2 separate regions of the Mus musculus genome follow, and region 2 is linked to region 1. A link is a loop called in an ENCODE intact Hi-C map of the cell type or tissue named here. Cell type or tissue: gastrocnemius. All regions are shown on one strand. Links, peaks and the distances in the headings refer to the core of each region. The heading gives the core; the rest is flanking DNA. Region 1 holds the start of Catsper2 (cation channel, sperm associated 2). Region 2 has its middle 6.4 kb from the start of Mfap1b.

What was found. Peaks named below come from ENCODE experiments on the same cell type or tissue, not always from the same donor. Only the 100,000 strongest peaks of a DNase experiment are listed, where the experiment ranks them.
Region 2: a loop joins it to region 1, with 2.9 times the contacts of the local background. A loop is called at or near these places in 4 of 42 quality-filtered maps.

What each region holds. Positions count from the first base shown.
Region 1 is chr2:121,411,244-121,415,615 of GRCm38, forward strand. Catsper2 (cation channel, sperm associated 2) reads right to left here and starts at 2,549. Exons shown (of 13, transcript NM_153075.3): 1 at 2,173-2,549; 2 at 907-1,047. The coding sequence starts at 1,045. It overlaps Pdia3 (protein disulfide isomerase associated 3), which reads left to right and starts at 2,659. Exons shown (of 13, transcript NM_007952.2): 1 at 2,659-2,962. The coding sequence starts at 2,796. In gastrocnemius, for the core only: a CTCF peak has its summit at 2,435 (motif pointing right); DNase peaks (open chromatin) are centred at 1,600 and 2,568; H3K4me3 peaks cover 2,566 bases; H3K27ac peaks cover 3,141 bases.
Region 2 is chr2:121,478,196-121,482,586 of GRCm38, forward strand. It overlaps the pseudogene Gm14018 and the pseudogene Gm14017. Among named protein-coding and RNA genes, the nearest start is that of Mfap1b, 6.4 kb to the left of the region's middle. In gastrocnemius, for the core only: a CTCF peak has its summit at 2,511 (motif pointing left); no DNase peak of the experiment used is centred there.

The sequences.
Region 1 (4,372 bases), core at 1-4,000:
ACCACCATGTGGTTGCTGGGATTTGAACTCAGGTCCTCCGGAAGAGCAGTCAGTGCTCTTAACCACTGAGCCATCTCACCAGCCCCCCTAAATTTTCTTTTATTTGTACTTAAAAAAAAAAAATACCGCTGAGCGTGGTGGCACATGCCTTTAATCCCAGCACTCAGGAGGCAGAGGCAGAGGCAGGAGGATTTCTGAGTTTGAGGCCAGCCTGGTCTACAAAGTGAGTTCCAGGACAGCCAGGGCTACACAGAGAAACCCTGACTCGAAAAAACAAAAACAACATAAAAAAATAGCATTTATTCGTGTGGGGGGGTGGTCAGAGCATAATTGTAGGGGTAGGTTGTATTCTTGTACCATATGGGTTCTGAAGATAGAGCTTAGTTTACAGAGCAAGTGCCTATGTTCACTAAGCTATGTTTTCTCTGGCCTTACTCATATTGTTCTCAACCAAGGATGGCCTTGAATTCCTGGTGTCTCCTCCTCCAGAGTGCTGGGATTCACCCATACCTGGTTTCTTTCTTTCCTTTTTAATTTTTTTCTTTTTCTTTTTTTCTAATAGTTGTGTATGTGTGTGTTGTGTGTACATGTGTAGGCCAGAGGACAACTTTTGGGAATCAGTTCTCTCCTTCCAGGTAGGTTCTGAGAATCAGACTCAGGCTATCATTATTAGCTGCAGGCACCTTTACTCTTGCCGGCTCTAATTTTGTTTGCTTGTTTGTTTCATTTTGTTTTCTGAACCAGGACCTGGCTATGTAACCCAAGCTGGTCTTTATTATTTAAAGCCCAAGTGACCCCGGATTCAGTCATGGACCGTTATTCCTGGCTCCACCCTTAAGTATGTCTCACTTTCTCTTGAGGATATGGACAGGAATATCACGTTTAGTGTGAATGAGGGTTACTAACCAAGTATCTCCCGGAGAGTGTGCCTTGGTACGGCTTGGCTCAAGCCCTGCAAATGCTCTATGAGCGAGAAAGTGTCAATGAGCTTTGAACGGATAGCATCAGCTCTGAGCAGCTGGAAATGTCCTTGTTCTTGTGCCATGTCTGTTAAGAAAGTAGAACCAAGGATGTCATGCTTAAGAATTATACTACAATTAGCAGGCTCTCTCCTCCCCCAGCTTCTTTGCCTTTTAGAGATTCAAGAAGCCCACACAAAAAAAGCTATGAGCAGTTAAGAATAAACACATTGAAAGACTCAAAGGTATTTTGTTGTTGTTCGGTACGGATTTTGTTTTTCATCTAAGCAAAAGACATAAAAGTCATAAGAAGCTAGGCAGTGGTGGTGCACGCCTTTAATCCCAGCACTTGGGAGGCAGAGGCAGGCGGATTTCTGAGTTAGAGGCCAGGCTGGTCTATAAAGTGAGTTCCAGGACAGCCAGGGCTGCACAGAGAAACCCTGTCTCGAAAAGCCAAAAACAACAACAACAACAAAAAAAAAACAAAAACAAAAGTCATAAGAAATATCTTCACAGCTAACTAAATATTCGGGTTATTTTCACTTTCTGACAGCATTTGTAATTAAACACTTCTTTTTGAAAATTAGGCTTAAATGTTAGGCAGGTGGCCCATGGCTTGGATCCCAGCGCTCTGGAGATAGAGGCAGGCAAATCTCAGAGCTCAAAGACAGCCTAGTGAAGGACAGCCAGGGCTACACAGAGAAACTATCTTGAAAAACAAACAAAAATCAGTTTAAAAGGCAGGCAGTGTAGACAGATATTCCAGTCTCAAGAGGATGGTGGATCTCTGTTGAGTTCCACATTTGCCTGGTCTATATAGTGAGTTCCAGGGCAGCCAATCCTCCTTGCCTCAAAAAAAAAAAAAAAAAAAAAAAAAGGTGAAAGCTGAGCCTGTGCCTATTAGTACGTAGTGCACACTATCAGTCTCAGCCACTCGAGAGGCTGAGGCCAGAGGATGGAAAGTTCTAGACCTTCGCGGATTACAGTATGAAGTCAAGGCCAGCCTGGACACCTTGGTGTGAACATGACTCAAAAAGTCAAAAGAGGACTAGGGATGTAATCCAGTGTTGGATCACTTGCCCAGCAATGTGCAAGGTTCTGGGCTCAATCCTCAGCTACCCACCCTCTCAAACAAACCAACAAACAACAATGGGGGGGGGGGGAGCAGCAGGCAGGGAGGGCAGAGGCCTAAGGCTGGACAAAGAATACAGACCTCACGTGGACCTGACAAAGCAGGATACGAGGTAGGGCAGCGGCAGGATGTAGACTTACTACGCCCTATAATTGGACAAAGCAACAGCCTGACATTTGGAAAACGTGTCGCGGTGCGCTCAAGTGCGTGCGCGCCCCAATGCCCCGGAGGGAGGGAGCCGGACAGACAGCTCAAGCTCCCCTCCAGCCCTTTCGCGGGCCTCACTTCCGCCCACTCAGCCCTGACTTCACCCCTCCGCCTTCCGCGCCGGCGCCCAGAGCTTCACTCCTCCCCAGCGGGTGGCGCTCAGGGCCGCTCCGGCTTCGCTGAGCCCCCTACTTCCCACCGACCCCCCGTCCAGGCCTCCGCCACAGCCAGACCGGCGGGCGTTCGCCTAAGCGTCCGCCCCGCCTCGCCCCGCGCGCCCGCCAATCGGCAGTTACCAGCTGTTCCGCCCGCCCGACGCTGCGTGACGCAGCCAATCGGCGGCTGCCACACTGCGGGCCCCGAGCAGGCCTAGGGGGTTGGGACCTCGGCAGCGGGTCTGCCCGGGCCAGACGCGCGAGCGCAGGCAAGCGGCTGCAGATTGCGGGCTCTCCCATCTCATTTCTCCGGTCCCGGCCCTCCGACCGCGACCCGCCGCCATGCGCTTCAGCTGCCTAGCTCTGCTCCCGGGCGTGGCGCTGCTGCTCGCCTCGGCCCGTCTCGCCGCCGCCTCCGATGTGTTGGAACTGACGGACGAAAACTTCGAGAGTCGCGTCTCCGACACGGGCTCGGCGGGGCTCATGCTAGTCGAGTTCTTCGCCCCCTGGTGAGGCCACTTTGCGGGATCAGGGCCGGAGGACCGGCTGGGCGCGGGAGCGGTTGGGCCTACGCAGCGCGGGCGCCCTCCACTATCTAGCAGGCCTGGCTGCGGCTGCCTCATTGCCAGTCGGTGGGGAACCGGGAGGCGCTCCGCCCGGGGTGGGGGGTGGGGTGAGGACGAGGTAGGGTGGGGACGGGGGCAGATCCGGAAAGCAGAAAGCCTAAACTCCAGGGTAGGGCCACGTCCTTACCTCCGCGTTCTTGCAGCACTTCCTATGTGGAGGGTTCTCCCATCCCCTCCCCCTCCGGTCTATCTTTCAGTATCTAGGTGAGTCAGTGTATGTGTCCCCAGGTCTGCAGACAAGGCTGGCATCCCAAAGCCTTCAGAGAGGAGGCAGAGGTCCTCTTTTAAGTGGTGAGGTTCTGGGGTTTTTTTTTTTTCTCTTTTTGTCTCCACCCCATTAGAGCCATTGGTTTCTAACCAAGGTCACTCTGTAGCTGCAGAAAGATCCTAAGTGCTTTCTTGAGACAGGCCATTAGTTGGTTCATGGCATGGCTTACACTATTTTACATTAAGCTGCAGAGGCCTCTTATTAAAAGAGTAAACCAACAAGAATTATTTCACTAGGACCTATCATAATTTCAGTATTAAATAATTCTAGAAAATGATAACATTCTGGATAAGAAAGTTACCACTGCTTAACCTAAGAAAAGGGTAAGTTCTATCGAGTGGGTGTGACCCCAAATAAAAACTTTGCTTGGGAAGGGAGAGCAAATAGGATTTCTAGTTTTGTCACTTAGAGTAGTGGATAGGATAATTTACCAATTATTTATTACAAGGGCATACAGTTTAGAGGATGTCAATATTTTTTCCCTCCTAGCACAATGACCCTTAATTCAAACCTGTTCAAAAGTATCAGTAAGACAGAGTGTGATAGTTACACTGTAACTTACCTTTGCTTCTGACCCAGTGGGATTGTTAACATCTCTAGCTTCTCTGACTTAGATGGTCACACTCAAAAGTCCTGTAGTGAAGACTGCCTAAAGAGGCAGGAAGCAAATTGTGTTTCAGTTCAGGCTTCTGTGGTTGACAGTCACATTGATTACACATTATAGATAGCATCTATATGTCTCTAGAATTCGTGTTCTCTCCGAATTTATCATAGTTACATAATGGTGCTGTTAACTGAGGGGGTGTCGCTTGGGTCTGGCTTCTTTGTCTGAAGGAGGTCATACAATTGAAGAATTGTGGGCTCTTACACAATTAGAGTTTTTAGTCAAGGCTTTGGAATATGGTTCAGTGCTTGCCTAGCATGTCCAATCCCCATTGAAACACACACACATGAGAACATATATATTCTTAAGAAACAAGTCTCTGTACACTCTAGGCTGACCTCTTCTTACTCTAGCCTCTTTT
Region 2 (4,391 bases), core at 239-4,238, 67 kb after region 1:
GCTTGCCCCCATATTAAATACCTGATCAGGATCATGCCATATGCTAGTAAGTGGATCTTTCCATTTCACATAGGAATAAGTATGTCTAGTTGCTATAGACACTCAGCAGAGAGTTCCTTGGCATCTAACTTTTAAAAATTCAAAAATAAAATGAGCATGATTTAAATACTGTTGTGTATGGGGATGTAATTCCCTCTTTTCTGTTTTTTATGAAGACATTATTTTAAAGCTCCACAATACCTTGTCCTTGAGAATTATAAAGAATCCCAGTAACATGGGTAATATTAAATTGTCTACAAACCATCTCAAATGCTTGACTGTAATAGCTAGTTCCACTATCTGTTTTAATCTGATTTGAAACAGCAAGTATAGAAAAACAATGTAGCCGGGCGTGGTGGCGCATGCCTTTAATCCCAGCACTTGGGAGGCAGAGGCAGGTGGATTTCTGAGTTCGAGGCCAGCCTGGTCTACAAAGTGAGTTCCAGGACAGCCAGGGCTATACAGAGAAACCCTGTCTCGAAAAACCAAAAAAAAAAAAAAAAAAAAAAAAAAAAGAAAAACAATGTAGGCAATGACTAATTACATTTTTAGTTGTTTTTCCTGTTAAAGAAGTTGCAACTAGAAAGCCTGAAAAGATGTCAGTATTCACATGTGCATATTTTATTTTTCCAAAATCAGGAATATGAGTATCATCCATTTGCAATAATTGATTAGTTATAAGTTCCTGAGGATTAAGACCATTATGTGGTACAGGTAAAAATTGTACAGTCTCTAGAAATACCAAATTGTTGTCTCAAGCTATTACTATTTTGATGATGTAAAGAATGAGATTGTATGGCCAATTGTTCCTGTGTAAGGCCTATAATCTGCCTGATATACAAATCTGTTGTGGCATTGTCCTAAGGGGTCTTGTCCAGGCAGTCCAGGATGAGCTCTTAAATGTCCAAAGACAGTCAGTACTCTCTCTTAATTTGAGTTGTATTTGCATAACTAATTGTAAAATTTGAGAATTAGCAGTACCTAAAAAAGGAACAATTTCAAACAATTGTAAACCATGAGCTGTATATTGGTTATCAGTATACAAATTAAAAGCTTGATTTTTCAACATTTCAAAAAAGAGTGGCTATAGCACATAATTCAATTATTAGTGCTGAGGTGGAAGGAAACTCAAGAGAATAAACATGTGATCCAATCACATATGTTTCTCGCCCATAGATGAGCTGTTTATATATAGAGTACATGTATTCTCTCTCTCTCTCTCTCTCTCTCTCTCTCTCTCTCTCTCTCTCTCTCTCTTTCTTTCTTTCTTTTTCCCGAGACAGGGTTTCTCTGTATAGCCCTGGCTGTCCTGGAACTCACTCTGTAGACCAGGCTGGCCTCGAACTCAGAAATCTGCCTGCCTCTGCCTCCCAAGTGCTGGGATTAAAGGCGTGTGCCACCACTGCCCAGCTAGTACATGGCCCAGACTAGCCTTGAACTCACAGAGATTCTCTCTGCCTCTACCTGCCTAATGGTAGGATTAAAGATGCTCACCATCATAGCCCACCTTCTATAATTTCTTACAGCACTGATGCTATTGGCCTGAAACTGTACATTGAGAGCTGTTGGATTAGATTATGTCTTAAGGTGAGACTATTGGCTGTATGAGCTGATTTTCGCTTGGATATAATGAATAGAAACTACAGAATTAAAGATGTGTAAGCATTGTTATAAATGCCTACAGAATGTATAAATTTTGAAGACACTGCAGCATTTATTTATCTTTCTGTGGTGCTAGGGCCTCACATATGCTAGAGAAGCACTGTTCTAAGGAGACAGATTTTCAGCCGCCTTTTCATGTTCTATTTTGAAACAGGTTCTTACTTTGTTGGCTAGGTTGGCTATGGGACTTTTGATCCTTTTGTGTCATACTCATTATCTGGGATTGTAGCCCTGTACACTGGGATCTGGCTAAGATAACATAATCAGACGGTTCATTAGTTTGTTCTCTTTACATCATCATTACTGTTTTTTATTGTGGTGCTTGGTATGATTTCTCAGAAGCATAGGCTGGCCTAGAACTCATCTGTAGGCCCAGGCTCTTGGCAGTTCTCCTGCTTCAGCTTCCAAGTGCTTGGAATTACAGAAATATTAAACCTGACATTCCCGCTTTTCATTATTTTGTAGAATCACCTAGAAATGTATTCTAATAAGTTATAAAGTAAATCCCCCTCTTGTTTCAAGATCCCCAAGTGTGTTCCTGAGATGGTGTCAGGCCTTGGGTGTGCTGTTGGAGATGTTGGAGATGTGTGTTCCTGAGATGTTGGTTGTCTTTCCGGTGATTCATTTTCTGTTCATCTGAGATTTCAGTTACCAGGTAGTTCAATAAGGAATACACAGTGATGAAGAGATGGCTCAACATTCAAGAGCACTGACCACTCTTGCTGAGGTCACCAGTTCAAGTCCCAGCAACTGCATGGTGGCTGACAGCCATCTCTAATGAGATCTGCTGCTGCCCTGCTGCCCTCTTGTGGCATTCGAGTGCACAAGCAGGCAGAACACCGTACACATAATAAATCTTTTTTAAAAATGATAAATCTTTAAGCTGGAGAGATGGCTCAGTGGTTAAAAGCACTGACTGTTCTTCCAGAGGTTGTGAGTTCAATTCCCAGCAACCACATGGTGGATCACAACCATCTGTAATTGGATCAGATGCCCTCTTCTGGTGTGTCTAAAGATAGCTACAGTGTACTCATATTAAATAAATAAATAAATAAATAAATAAATAAATAAATAAATAAATAAATCTAAAGGCCCAAAATGGCTCCTCTTACTGTCACTACCGTGTGAGTCCCGCCTGGGACTGTAATCTGTGTCTTGGCTTTGAGATTCATACCCGCTCCCCATTTTTCCGGCTGGTTTGCTGCCCCTACTGAGGCGGACAGGCTAGAGTAATGGCAGGGAGTGTCCCTTGGGCGGCAAGTAGGAGACTGTGGGGCTGGATGCCTTCGGCATGCCGAAGCTTCTCTCTGGGCTTCCCACGGTTGGCCTTCGTAAGGCTCACTCTTCCACCTCCCAAAGTGGTTGATCGCTGGAAAGAGAGAGGGCTCTGTTTGGCGTCTACGACAACATTGGAATCCTGGGGAATTTCGAGAAGCACCCAAAAGAACTGATCAAGGGCCCAGTATGGCTTCGAGGCTGGAGAGGAAATGAATTGCAGCGTTGTGTCCGAAAGAAGAAATTTGTGGGAAGCAGGATGTTCATTGAGGACCTGCATAACCTTAACAAACGGATCAGCTATCTCTACAAACACTTTAACCGACATGGGAAGTACAGATAGGACGGGAAATGTGTCACCCTGGAGAAGGGGAACAGGACTTATCCCAGCAAGGAGAGAGCTTTGTGTGCTCGCTGTAATAAAAAAATGGGGCTCCTTTGGAATCTGAAAAAAAAAAAATCTTAAAAAAAAAAAAAGGACTACCCATGATACACCTCACAGACCATATGAAGCTCAAGAAGAAGGAAGACCAAAGTGTGGATGCTTCAGTCCTTATAGGGTCAAACAAAATATTCATAGGAAATGGAGGGTGGAAGGGACTTGGGAGGAAGAAAGGAGGGGGAGGGAAAAATGGGGGCAGGATCAGGTATGGGAGGCGACTAGGATGATGCACAGAGGGTCAGGAAATTGAACAGAGGTGTGTAGCAATAGGGATGGGGAACTGGGGTTAGCCACCAGAAAGTACCAGATGCCAGGAAAGCAAGAGGCCACCCAGGACCCAATAGGGATGAGATTAGCTGAAGTGCCCAACAAAGGGGAGGGAGAACCTGTTCAGACTATATCCAGAGGTTAGATAAGGCCCCTAGTTGGGAGATGGGGCCACTCACTCATCTCCAAATTTTTAACCTTGAATTGCTCTTGCCTAAAGGAAATATGGGAACAAAATGTGGAACAGAGACTAAAGGAAAGGCCATCCAGAGATTGCTCTACTGGGGGATCTATCTCATATACAGATACCAAACCCAGACACTATTGTGGATGCCAAGAAGTGCTTGCTGACAGGAGCCTGATTTAGCTGTCTCCTGAGAGGTTCTGCCAGACCCTGACAAATACAGATGCGGATGCTCCCAGTCATCCACTGGACTGAACATGGGGACCCCAATGGAGGAGTTAGAGAAAGGACTGACGAAGCTGAAGGGGTTTGCAACCCCATAGGAAGAACAACAATATCAACCAACTAGTCTCCCAAGAGCTCCCAGGGACTAAAGCACCAACCAAAGAGTACACAAGGAGGGACCCATGGCTCCAGCTGCAAGTGTATCGGAAGATGGCCTAATCTGTCATCAATGGGAGGAGAGGCCCTTGGTTCTGTGAATGCTCTATGCCCCAGTGTAGAGGAATGCCGGGTGGTGAG